2 separate regions of the Homo sapiens genome follow, and region 1 is linked to region 2. A link is a contact called in ENCODE Hi-C or POLR2A ChIA-PET data. All regions are on one chromosome and are shown on one strand. The core of a region is the stretch at or near the end of the contact, and the rest is flanking DNA. Distances in the headings are between cores, read along the strand shown.

Region 1 (6,628 bases), core at 2,013-4,512, 39 kb after region 2:
GACTCTTACATTCTTCTGTTTTCTTTTCCAGACATCTTGTGATAGGTTATCCCTTTACTTGTTTGTCTCTTTCAGGAAAAGAGAAGCTTTGTGAGAACAGGCCTTTGGCTTGTTCACTTCTGTGTTTGTAGTGCCCAACAACCCAGTGGTTGCTCAGTCAATGTTTATTGAAATGAATGAATGAAGTCAACAGAGATTTGTTGAGGCTTCCTGTGAACAGTCCTATGCCCAGTGTTAGAGGAGTCCCAGAAAAATATAAAAAGCCCCAGAGGCGGCAGTGAGAACACAGGTGTTCAGCCCTGCGTGTTAAACTTTAGTTAGAGAGAGAAAGCGGGAATGAAACCAGCACCCTCAAGACGACTCTAAATGGCCGGTAGCAATTGGCTGATACAAACAACCTGCATGAACAGAACTTGAGAGCCACTCCCCGCTGGCCATGGCAGGAGGCTTCTGGAAGAAAGGGGAATAGAACCGGATGTGGAAGGAGAGGCCTTCAGGATGGGGTAGGGGAGGAGAGAAAGGCAAGACACAGAGAGTGGAGGGCTGCAGAGGCTGGAAGATAGACCCAGGACCGTTTCCCTCCTTGGACATGTTCAGGACATTACTCTGGTCTTCCCCTGAGAGAGAACATGTTTTTCTCCACCCTGCATCATTGGTGCCTGGTACAGGGCCCTGCACAAAGTGCATGGTCAAGGAATTAAAGAATTCAGGTTGGATGAGGTAGTTCACAGCCTCCCTGGGGAGCTGGGGCTTTATCCTGTGGGCTGTGAGGGACACTGAAGTTCTGATAGACACAGTGGCTGGAGGGTTAGCATGGCTGGGCCTGAAAGCTAGGGAAGACTTAGAGGAGTCAGTTATCACCATCAGCCAGGCCTGAGAAGTGAGAAGGAGATGGATGAGGCAGGAAGAATCACTGAAAAGGACTCTGACAAAAAGAAGCAACGTATTTGGGAGCCAACTGAACATGGATATGGGCGGGAGTTGCAGATGTCTGAAAGGAGCCAGTGGGGGATATTAAGGAGAGAGTCTGGCCAGATGGGAGGCAGCAGGGAGTAGTGGGGATTGTGGCAAAGTGGGGTGCCAAGCCCCTTCCCTAGGACAGAGCCATGACTCAGCACCATGTGAGAATTTAGGCCAGAGACGCCAGATTTTCAAGTTTTACATGCAAGATCACCCATGTTCTCAATATTGGCAATTACTCCATATTACATAAAATAAATAACAAACACTTCACAGGCCAAAGAAGACACTTCCATGGGCCAGATATAGTCCTGGAGCTGCCAGTTTGAAACCAGAGAGTGTGTGTATGTTAGAGGGGTGGAGTCAGGGAAGGGAGAGAATGCCCAAGGTCACTGAGATTTCAAGCCCAGGCCACCAGGAAAGTGATATGTCCTTGCACTGGAATAGGGAAGTCGGGAGGAACCAGGGGCCGGGGAGGATGGGCAGGGAGTGGAAGATGCTGCAGCAATGGGGATGGTCATTTGACAAAAGAGGACACAGACTGAGAACAGCTCATCCCGAGCAAGCAGCTGGATCCCAAATGCAGTTGGTCACAGACTGAAGGGGGGGGCCTGTCCCTGTGGTTAATTGGTGATGGGCGTGCAGTGTCTCTCTGGGACCTTGTCTATGCTTCTCTTAAGCATTTGATTGTTTTAGATTTGGGGGATTTTTAAATTTGATTGATTGATTGATTGATTAAGATTGCATGATTTGCACCCTTGTATGAAGCAACTGTAAGAACACCGGTGTTAAACCTCAGAGAATGGGTTGCAGAATATTTCCCAGGTTATCAGTGGTCACCAACCCCATCCCCATCCCTAAAGAGGAAGCGAGATAAGCCCAGCGCTGTAGCATAACAACCGCGCATAGCATGCCTAACGTCACGCGAAGTCTTCTAACCCATACGCGCTGATGAATCCTGGCAACTCCGTTAGGGAGACACGACTTATCAAACCCTTTTCATGGCCCAGCTGAAATGACACACTGACGTTCACCCAGCCAGGAAGGAAGTAACACAGCTGGGAGTCGAACCTAGAACCAGAACCTTTGACCCTGGCTCAATAATGCCTGCCTTGCACAGGCATTTAGCACTTAGCTGAGTTGACCCATCAGGCCACATGAGGTCCTTGTGGCTGGAGACCTGTGTGGCCAGGCTGGAGTCTTGCTAGGTGAGCAGGGGTGGAAGAGGGATTCCCTGGGGCAGAGCCAGGAGACAGTCCTGGTGGAGGAGTAGAGCGGTCCCTTCGGTTGCCCATGGTGGCTCTTCCAAGCCTTAACTCCCTTCCTGGTCCTCCCACCCCACCTGTCTCTATATCCTTGAGCTCAGCCGATTCCTCAGAGTCCTCTTGGGTCCACACCCCAGGATGAGGACTCTGAGGCTTTAGTGAGCATCAGGATCACTTGGCTAATTAAAAGCAGATGCCGGGCCTTACCTCGCATTCTGATTCTGTAAGTCCTTCATCTGGCCCAAGAATCTGCATGTTTAGCAGACCGCAAGGTAGTGCTTCCGGGGTCTTCAGATAACGGCCGGGTCTCAAACTGCTGCTCCCTTTGCTTCCTGACCCCCATCTGCTGCTCACCTACCATCTCCTTTTATATACCTCATATACTCCAGTATCGTGAGTTAGTACTGGTGGTGTGCCCATTTTACAGATGAGGACATTGAGGCTCAGAAAGTTGAAGCAACTTGCCTAAAACCATCCAGACAGACCTGGATTTTTATCTCCACTGACTCTAACCACCTTGCTTTACTGCCTCTGCTAGATCTGCATTGGTCCCCTGGAGGTCCCTTAGCGGAGAGTTTAGGGGAAGGACTGAGAATGGTGCGATTTAGCAGTGTGTTCAATGGGCATGAAACCTGGTTGATGCCTTGGCAGCCGGAACTTTCCTTGTGTTATCTCCATGGGCTTTTAGCCCTCATATGAACGGCTGACATCATTAGTCAGAACAAACCACCCAGAATCGGTTCAACTTTCAAAGCTAAATGGAAATCAAAATGTGGAATGACTCAGGGACTGCTCGTTAGGAAAACTGATTCCTCTGTGACTCAGAGCAGATCTTGTAACCTCCAGGGGCTTGGCATCTGGACATGGGGCTTAAAAGAGAACAGACTGGGGAATCGCACCCCAACTGGGCAGCTGTGGCACCTGGACAGGTGATTAAAATTAGCACTTCTACCTGTGACCCAGCAATTGCACTTCTGGGTATTTATAGAGAGAAAGGCAAACAGCTGCCTTTTTCACACAGGCTGGTACACAGAGGTTCAGAGCAGCATTATGCCTGACATTATGCATTTCCTCTAGTGGAGGAAACATCCCAGCTGTCCCTCAGCAGGCCAACAGCTAAACAAACTGATACAGTCACACAGCTGATGGCTACTCAGCAAGTTAAAGGAAGGAAAGGAAACGGGATACAGGCCACACCATGGGTGAGCAAAGGAAGGCAAACAGAAGAGCACTTTCTGGGTGATTCCACTTCCCTAAACTTTTGGCCGGTGCAATAGCTCCTGCCTGTAATCCCATCACTTTGAGAGGCCGAGGTGGGAGGATCACTTGAGCCCAGGAGTGCAAGACCAGCCTGGGCAACATGGCAAAACCCTGTCTCTACAAAAAATATAAAAATTAGCGGGCGTGGTGGCGCATGCCTGTAACCTCAGCTACTTGGGAGGCTGAAACGGGAAGGATGGCTTGAGCCCAGGAGTTGAAGCTGCAGTGAGCCAAGATCATGCCATTGTACTCCAGCCTGGGTGACAGAGCACGACCTTGTCTCAAAAAGCAACACAAACAAATGCAAAACCTTCTAATATAAGCAAAACTAACCGCTGTTAAAATAAGGCAGAAAGGTAGACTGAAAGAAGGTATGCACATATGAGGGAACTTTCTGGGATCATGGAAATGTCTTCTCTCTGGGCAATGGTTACATGGATATATACAGTTCTCAAAAGTGCATCTAAGTGTACACTAAGATCTGTGCATTTTACTATATATAAACTGCATCTTAAGTAAATAAATAAGTAAAGGGCAGATGCCTCCGCCCCAGCCCTGGCAACTGAGTCAGCAGACCTAGGGTGTGGCCCACGAGCATCTCCATGCTCAGCAAGTGCTGAGTGTTGATGCCCAGCCTGCGGTGGGCACCACCAGACACTAATTGCTAAAGTCTCTTCTGGCTTTAGCAGGATGGCTGAGTCTTTGCAGTTGTTGAGCATTTACCATTAGTCTGTTTTTAAGCATAAACCTAATTGCGGTCAAAGTCTGGTCCCAGGGCTGTCTCCTGATCGTCAGCAAGACCAGCTCTAAGCTATGGACAAAGGCTCCTCAGTCACCAGGCAGATCCTGGCCATGTGCCGGGCATCACAGGGCCCGCTGTGCTGGGAACAGAGGCCAGCACTCACTTGCAGGGCTGCAGACACACATCAGGTATTGGGCGTCGGGCAGAACCAGACAGGCACTCTCTGATCAGTTTCTGCCTCCCTGGAAGCCCTCCAGATAATGATTTTGGCTGTGTGCTGAGGAGCTTTTGTGTTATAGACACTATGCTGATTGTTTTGGGGGCATGTTTAATTATATGAGCGGATGCATTGTGTAGTTCTTAGAGGCTGGAGCTAAGAGCCCCCACTTCTCCATGATTGCCTATGTTTCTCTGTATAAGTGACCTAACCTCTCTGAGGCTCAGCTCCTCTTCTGTAAAACGAAGACAGTGGCCGTACTTCTTCCCTCACAGAGCCTTTAGCACGGGGAGCATTTAGCAAATGCTGGCTATTATTATCTAATTTAATCCTTATAATAACCCTATAGGCAAGGTGCTATTCTTATCTGCAGAGCAAAAACCAAGGCTCAGAAAGGTCAAGTCCCTCGCCCAAGGTCATATAGCTAGAAAATGGAGGAGCTGGGATTGAAACTTGGGTCTGCTCAACTCCTGCCTCTGTTCACTGCACCATGCTGTCATCAGCTTTGTGGGATGGGGATCAATGCAGAAGACCCCCTGCAGACTGGACGGAGAATCCATCGCTGGCTGAGTGAGAGCCTGTCCTTCCGGAAGGCTGTGTGCACTGGTTCCAAGAGTGATTTCACATCCCTCTTCTACCAGCTGTGGGACCTTGGACAAGTTACTTAATGCCTCAAGCCTCAGTTTCTTCATCTTTAAAATGGGAGTGCTAATACCAGCCTTAACAAGCTACAGTGAGGATGGAATGAGTCAATAGATGTAAGGCATATAGAACGGCACCCTGAACACTGTAAACCTTTTGTACTTGTCTGCTGATATTTGCTGTCATCTGCGAGGTCACTCACCTGTCTAGGTTTGTAACTGAGCTGGGTGGGGCTCCAGGTTGCAGTAGGATGGGAAGTTGTCCTTCATGCCTTTGAGGAAGTGACAGGATAGCCTCCAGGTGGCATGTGGCAACAGGTGTAGCAAAAAGCCTTTTTGAACTACATCCAGGGACTCTTAAGCGCTCAAATTAAACCGTCTTTTGGATTCTCTCATTTTTAAAAACTCAAAGCCTCGTTCCCAGGCTTCGGTTCCTAACCATCTTTCTTTACTCCCTTGCAAGAGATTCGGGCTGATGGTTACCGTCATGTCTAAGTAAACGATGAGCTTCCCACCCCACAGCCCTGGCTCTCAGGTCATGGCAGCAGGTTCTCGACCAGACGGGGCTCAAGGTGAACAAACAACCTTTCTGTTTATTTATTTTGTATGCTTGCTTTAGTGTTTTGCCTGTGTTGTGGGAACCACAGCATGGGTTTCTCAAGCTGCTCTGTTTTCTTTGGGTTGAAAACAAAAATAAAAGGTGAACCATCAAACCGTGACGTCTGGCTGCCTGCATGAAACTCCACGAGGGCTGGTTTATAAATTTAAAATGTGTGACTGTCCGGGAGTGGTGTCTCACGCCTGTTAATCCCAGCACTTTGGGAGGCCAAAGTGGGTGGATTATCTGAGGCCAGGAGTTCAAGACCAGCCTGACCCATATGGCAAAACCTTGTCTCTACTAAAAATACAAAAATTAGCTGGGCGTGGTGGTGTGCACCTGTAATCCCAGCTACTCGGGAGGCTGAGGCAGGAGAATCGCTTGAACCCAGGAGGTGGAGGTTGCAGTTAGCCGAGATTGCGCCATTGCACTCCAACCTGGGCAACAAAAGCAAAACTCCATCTCAAATAAATAAATAAATAAATAAATAAATAAATAAATAAATAAATAACTGCACTAGGCTGAAAGCAGAATGGCAGTACATAATAAGAGCATCCCTTCTGGAGTCAAATCCCTGCTCTCTTCTTGGCTGCATGACCTTGAGAATGTGTCACTCTTCCTCTGTGAGCCTCAGTCTCCTCATCTGTAAAATGGACATAGCCATGGCGCCTGCCCAATCGGACTGTCGTAAGATCAAGCAGGCAAGCTTTTGGCACAGCGTCAGCAAGCCTCAGCTTATGTGATCATCAGTATACCAGGACCACTCCGAGTTGAGCTGTTCAAGCTCTGGGTCTCTCGCCAACTGGCAGTGTGACCTTGAGCAAATAATTCACCTCTCTGAGCTTCAGGTTCTTCATTTGCAAAATTGAGGCCCCATGTTCTATCTAAATGGATTGTCCTGCATATTAAATTCTGGAAATAAGTACCTTAGGCAGTTGGGAGCAA
Region 2 (5,956 bases), core at 2,277-4,776:
CACTTCCCTTCCCTGGACACCAGTTCCTACCTGTAAAATGGGAAGATTAGACTAGATCATCTCAGGTCAACAGGCACCATCGGGAAGGGAACCTTCTCCCAAGGCTCAGAAAACCTCTCATGCACACATTTCCAGCAAAAGACCAGATGACCTTTTTAAAAGCGGAAGTGCTGTTGGCAAGAGGGTTTGTTTATTTGTTTGTTTGTTTTTAAGACAGAGTCTCACTGTGTCACCCAGGCTGGAGTGCAACGGGGCAATCTCGGCTCACTGCAACCTCCGCCTCCCAGGTTCAAGTGATTCTCCTGCCTCAGCCTCCCAAGTAGCTGGGATTACAGGCGCCTGCCACTGCGCCCAGCTGATTTTTGTATTTTTGGTGGAGACGGGGTTTCTCCATGTTGGCCAGACTGGTCTTGAACTCCTGACCTCAGGTGACCCAGCCACCTTGGCCTCCCAAAGTGTTGGAATTACTGGCATGAGCCACCACACCCACCTGGCAAGAGGGGTTTTTACATCTTCTTCTGAATGTGGCTGCTGCGGCGTGGTGCCCTCTCTCTTCTTTCTGCCTCTCAGCTCCCATGCCTGGAGCCCAGAGCCTGGTCTAGAGTGGGTATGGGGTGGGGAGGTGAGGGACACACACTAGGTCCCTTTTGCCTTATCTTGGAGCATTTTCAAGTAGAATGACTACAAGGCTTGGAAACACTCCTGTGTGCATGCCTGGCAGAAATGAATGCTCCTGGGTGCCAAAGCCATGCGCACAAATGATCATAGCTGTTTTATTCATAATAGCCCCAAACTAGAAACAACCCTAAAGCTCATCAATGGGAGAATGAAAATATAAATTATGGTATATTCATACAATGGAGTATTACACAGCAACGAAGAAGAAGAATACAGCTATACACAACATCCTGGCTGGATCTCCCAGACTCAATGATGATGAAAGAAGCTAGACACAAAAGAATACATACTGCATGATTTCTGTTTATTTGAAGTTCAAAAATAGGCAAAATTAATTTATGGTGATGAAGGTTCAAGCTGAGGTTATTTTTAGGGGTTTTGACTGGAAGAGGATACAAGGGGAACCTTCTTTGGGTCAGGGAATGTTCTTGATTTTGATCCAGGCAGTGGCTATATGAGTATATACATATGTAAAAATTCATTGGCTGGGCATGGTGGCTCACGCCTGTAATCCCAGCACTTTGGGAGGCCAAGGTGGGTGGATCACCTGGGGTCAGGGGTTCCAGAGCAGCCTGGCCAACATGGTGAAACCCTGTCTCTACTAAAAATACAAAAATTAGGCAGGCTTGGTGGCACATGCCTGTAATTCCAGCTACTCAGAAGGCTGAGGCAGAAGAATCGCTTGAACCTGGAAGGCAGAGGTTGCAGTGAGCCGAGATTGCGCCATTACAGTCTAGCCTGGGCAACAAGAGCAAAACTCCATCTCAAAAAAAAAAAAAAATTGATCAAGCCAGCCTCCTGAGAATTTTGCACCTCACTGAACATAAATTATGCATCAAGAAAAAGAAGAAACAAAAAATAAGAAAAAGGCCTAGAACCAGAGGGTGGTTCCAGTGCACAGAGGTTCTCAGCCACCCGTCATCAGGGAATTTCCACGAGACTGGGTGGCGGCTCCCACCTCCCCTGGCAGCCCACAAGGTCATTAACTCAGCACGTCTGGCCGTGGCTTCCTCCTCCTGAGCGACTGGGGCCCCAGCAGCCAGGAGGACACAGGGCAGAGCTGCTTGGGCTCCCCACTCATCTTCTACCTCTCCCCATCTTCCCACCCCCTTCCTGAGAGCCAAGGCCTCTAAGTAGCCTCCTCCTTCATCCTTTGCCCATCTCCTCCCACAGTTCATAATCCAAGGAGGGATGGAGAGGAAATCTCAGCCTGGTGCTCTCCTCTTGGCCTTTACGCCTCTCTGGGTGAATCCCACAGAGCCTCCATGGTTGGTTCTCCAGCATCTGCAGAGACAGCGGAGAGTCTAGTTCAACTACCAGGACTGTGTCCTTGCCATTCAAACCACAGGTCTGCTGAGACCAACAACCCAATCCCTCACTCAAGAGCAGCAACCTCACCACTCCAACCTCTCCCTGACTCAGAACAGTCTCGCTTACGTTAGGAGCTTTTCTCCAATAACAACAATAAAAGCTTCCATCTATCTGTCTGTCTATCTATCTATCTACCTACCTACCTACCTACCTATTTATTTATTTGACATAGAGTCTTGTTCTGTCGCCGAGGCTGGAGTGCAGTGGCGTGATCTTGGCTCACTGCAACCTCTGTCTCCCGGGTTCAAATGATTCTCCTGCCTCAGCCTCCCAAGTGACTGGGATTACAGGTGCCCACCACCACGCCCAGCTAATTTTTGTATTTTTAGTAGAGACAAATAGCTGGGATTACAGGCACCCGCCACCACGCCCGGCTAATTTTTGTATTTTTGGTAGAGACAGGGTTCACCATGTTGGCCAGCTGGTCTCGAACTCCTGACTTCAACTGATTCACCCACCTCGGCCTCCCAAAGTGCTGGGATTACAGGCGTGAGCCACTCTGCCCAGCCGAAAGCTTCTTTTTAGAGAGCAACTTTTCATGAGCCAAGCATTGCTTTCTACATTTCACAGACGTCTACTTGGTCAGGACTATTACTAACCCATTTTACAGATGAGGAAGTTGAGGCTCCAAAAGGTTAACTAACTCACCCAAGGGCCCATGGTCAGCAACCAGCAGAGCTGGGATGTGAACCCAGGCAGCTGAGCCACAGGACCGTGCACTTCAGCACCAAGCTGGGCTACCTCATATATGCAGGACTCAAAATCTAAGTACCAGCACTATCGGTGGTGACCAGTATTAGCTAAAAGGTGATATAAGGTGAAATAAACAGTGACGCTTCTAACAGGACAATATCATAATCCCAATTAGTGCAAATTTTTAAACTTTGAATTACATTGAATTAAAAAAAAAAAAATTCTGGCTGGGCACTGTGGCTCATGCCTGTAATCCCAGCACTTTGGGAGGCCGAGGTGGGTGGATCACCTGAGCTCAGGAGTTCGAGACCAGCCTGGCCAATATGATGGAACCTTGTCTCTACTAAAAATATAAAAATTAGCTGGGTGTGGTGGTACATGCCTGTAATCCCAGCTACTTGGGAAGCTGAGGCAGGAGAATTGCTTGAATCCAGGAGGCAAAGGTTGCAGTGAGCCGAGGTTGTACCACTGCACTCCAACCTAGGTGACAGAAAGACTCCATCTCAAAAAAAAAAAAAAAAAAAAAAACAAAAAAAAAAAAAACCAAAACCAAAACCAAAACAAAACAAAACAAAAAACCATTCTCCTTTCTGGTCAAATAAAGGGTCAGTAGGTCAATAGCGCCATCCAAATCAGTCCCAGGTGCAAGTGTCCAACAATATCACCCATAAGAGAACCTGAAAACATCAGAGTGTGTCAGTCTGTGCCTGGGGCTGCACTGACTCAGCCACTGATCCCAGCCCCGCAGACTGCACAGGGCCTGGAATACCAGCCTCCAAGCAAAGCCCGCTGGCGCACAGAGGTCTGGCCAGACAGATGGCTTATCAGGTGTTCCTGCCTACCAGGGGTGACAAAGGAATGCCTTCCTGCCGAGTACAAAGCGACAGCCGCTGTCAGGGGGCCCACTAACAAGTTCATCTGTTGCTATCAGGGCCCTCTGATGTGGGACGGCCCAAGGGCCAGCTGGGCCAGGCTCTGCAGGTTGCTGAGCAGCAGAAAATCCAGGCTGGCCCTCAAGGCTCTGAATTCTAATTGGATTTTCCGAGAAATGGCTTTGTCCAGGTTGCAGGGAGGACTGCCGATTTACAAACTGACGGCCGCCAGCCTCTCCCCCGACCCTGTAACTAGATTTTCCAAGGCTGTGACTCAGCCTCTGGTCTTGTCCTTCCATTTTGAACCCTGCCCTTCTCCGGGGAGCTGATCTATCTGCTCCGGCTGGCTGGACTCTCCTGCTGGGGTTGAGGGAGGGCTGTCAAGGGTCAGGCTATTTCACAGTGTCAGTAACTGGAACCCTATCCACCCCAATCAGCTGGGGATGAGTGAGCCACCCTCAGAGGTAGACTTTAGGAAAAGCTCGACCAGCAGCCTTTCACTGTCACCTAGGTAAGGATTCCCACCGGTCCCTGCCCTGTGGAGATGCACAGGGACCTGGAGTGTGGGAAGCAAGAAGGGGGGCTGTGAAACAAAGCCACGCCTTTGTGGCAAGTGAGTGGTGAAGAGGATAGGCTCCAGGTTCAAGTACCAGCTCTGCCCCCTCACTAGCTGTCAACTTCGGGCCAACAGCGAATCTCCCTGAGCCCCATTTCCTCTTTGACGTGGAAATGGGACAGAATGGGTGTAAGTGCTTAGTGCAGTGTCTGGCGTGGGAAGAAAGACGATGAGGGTGATATATTTGAATTCATCAATGCGTTTTTCATTCCCAGTTTTCTCTATTGCCCCAACATCCTAAAATTCAGGCAGCTGTTAGCTTACTGCCTCCAGGAAGGGGTGAACAGCAGGAAAAGGGAAACAGAGAGTCCTGGTTTTTGATTTTCAACAGTCGAGAAGAGGAGGAGAAACAGAAAGGACTGGTGTAGGTAGACGATAGAACAGATGTGGCACTGCGGGGAAGGGGACACAGACGCCGGACCGGCAAGGCTTCAGCCTCTTGAGATCAAATAAAAGTTCCCATAGCAGGAGGATGAGGTCTGAAAGCAAGCAAGGCAAACCGAGAACGAGGTCCCTGGGCCGTGTCCCACGGTGACCCATTCCTGTGTGGAGCCCGGGGTGGGCATAGGAGGCAGCAAGACCCTAGATGGAAGGGCCATCCCTCGGCAGGTGGGTCTGAGATAGCACGGCAAAGTTTTTCTGTACCCCAGCAAGGAGCAGGAGGAGAAAAATGATCCCCAGCGACCCCAAAATGGGACAGAAGTGAGGAAGAGTGAGGGCTGCCACCTCGAGCTTCCATGTTGCCAGGTAGGTTTTGTAAAAGAGTGAATCCAGGCCGGGTGTGATGGCTCACGCCTGTAATCCCAGTACTTTGGGAGGCCGAGCCTGGCGGATCACAAGGTCAGGAGTTCGAGACAAGCCTGACCAACATGGTGAAACCCCATCTCTACTAATAATACAAAAATTAGCTGGGTGTGATGGCGCGTGCCTGTAGTCCCAGCTACTCAGGAGGCTTCAGCAGGAGAATCGCTGAACCTGGGAAACAGTGGTTGCAGTGAGCCGAGATCGTGCCACTGCACTCCAGCCTGGGCGACAGAGTGAGACTCCATCTCAAAACATAACAAAAAAAGAGTGAATCCAGCCAAATGAAGGGGTCAGAAATGGTGGGGACCGTGATGAACCCACAAGGAGGCAAGCCCAGGTTCAAGGGGCAGCTGCCACACAGTGAGGTCCAGCCGATTGCTGCCCCAGGGGACGTGTGCAAAGAGGACTAGCCCAGATATCTACACTCGTATGTGAAAATGCCCCATTTCAAATATTGGCAAGTAGTGATTTAAAATACTCTATGGGCCGAACAAAACACACGAGGACTGCATTTGAACTGCAGGACACCAGGTAGTGGCTTGTCTTCCTGCCAGGTTTCCGTCGAGCACAGCATGGTGTTGGGTTTGGGGTGAAGGACAGCTTGGCAGGGGCTTACACAGACCGAAGGCTGACAGCCAGCCTGGGAACAGGGACCAGGTGTCCCCCTGGGGGGGCCTTTGGCACTGCATAAGGCCCTCGGAACTTAGATGCCATTCCAGCCAAAGGAGGAGGGGAATATTTCCGCCACCTGGCAGAATGGAGGCTTGTAAGATAAATTAGACTGAGTCATGGAAAACTAGTTCTATTTCCTGCCAGCTTGATTTGTGGTCTGAGTCTCAAACGTCCTCTGGTAATTTGGGGAATTTAACTTTTTCAACACTGCACATGCTTTTGATAATTTTTTGCCCATCTCCCTATGTAT

The links. A loop is a pair of places that touch in the nucleus more often than their neighbours do. ChIA-PET counts read pairs that join two places held with the same protein, here RNA polymerase II (POLR2A). Pooled maps may share reads with other maps.
Region 1: a loop to region 2 is called in a map of astrocyte of the cerebellum, with 9 times the contacts of the local background. The contact joins two enhancer-like sites. A Hi-C loop is called at or near these places in 4 of 168 maps with a recorded cell type or tissue (Caco-2, PC-3, astrocyte of the cerebellum and 1 more) and 2 of 50 pooled maps. POLR2A ChIA-PET finds 5 or more read pairs at or near these places in 4 of 52 experiments (HEK293, OCI-LY7, activated CD4-positive, alpha-beta memory T cell and 1 more).

The regions. Positions count from the first base shown.
Region 1 is chr1:15,176,014-15,182,641 of GRCh38, forward strand. All of the region lies in intron 1 of TMEM51 (transmembrane protein 51), which reads left to right. Among named protein-coding and RNA genes, the nearest start is that of TMEM51-AS2, 7.7 kb to the left of the region's middle. Within about 2 kb of position 3,263, at least 16 of the 41 ENCODE cell types and tissues checked have a DNase peak (open chromatin) inside an H3K27ac peak, as active enhancers do.
Region 2 is chr1:15,136,370-15,142,325 of GRCh38, forward strand. The region is part of intron 1 of TMEM51-AS1 (TMEM51 antisense RNA 1); the gene reads right to left. Among named protein-coding and RNA genes, the nearest start is that of TMEM51-AS1, 13 kb to the right of the region's middle. Within about 2 kb of position 3,527, at least 6 of the 41 ENCODE cell types and tissues checked have a DNase peak (open chromatin) inside an H3K27ac peak, as active enhancers do.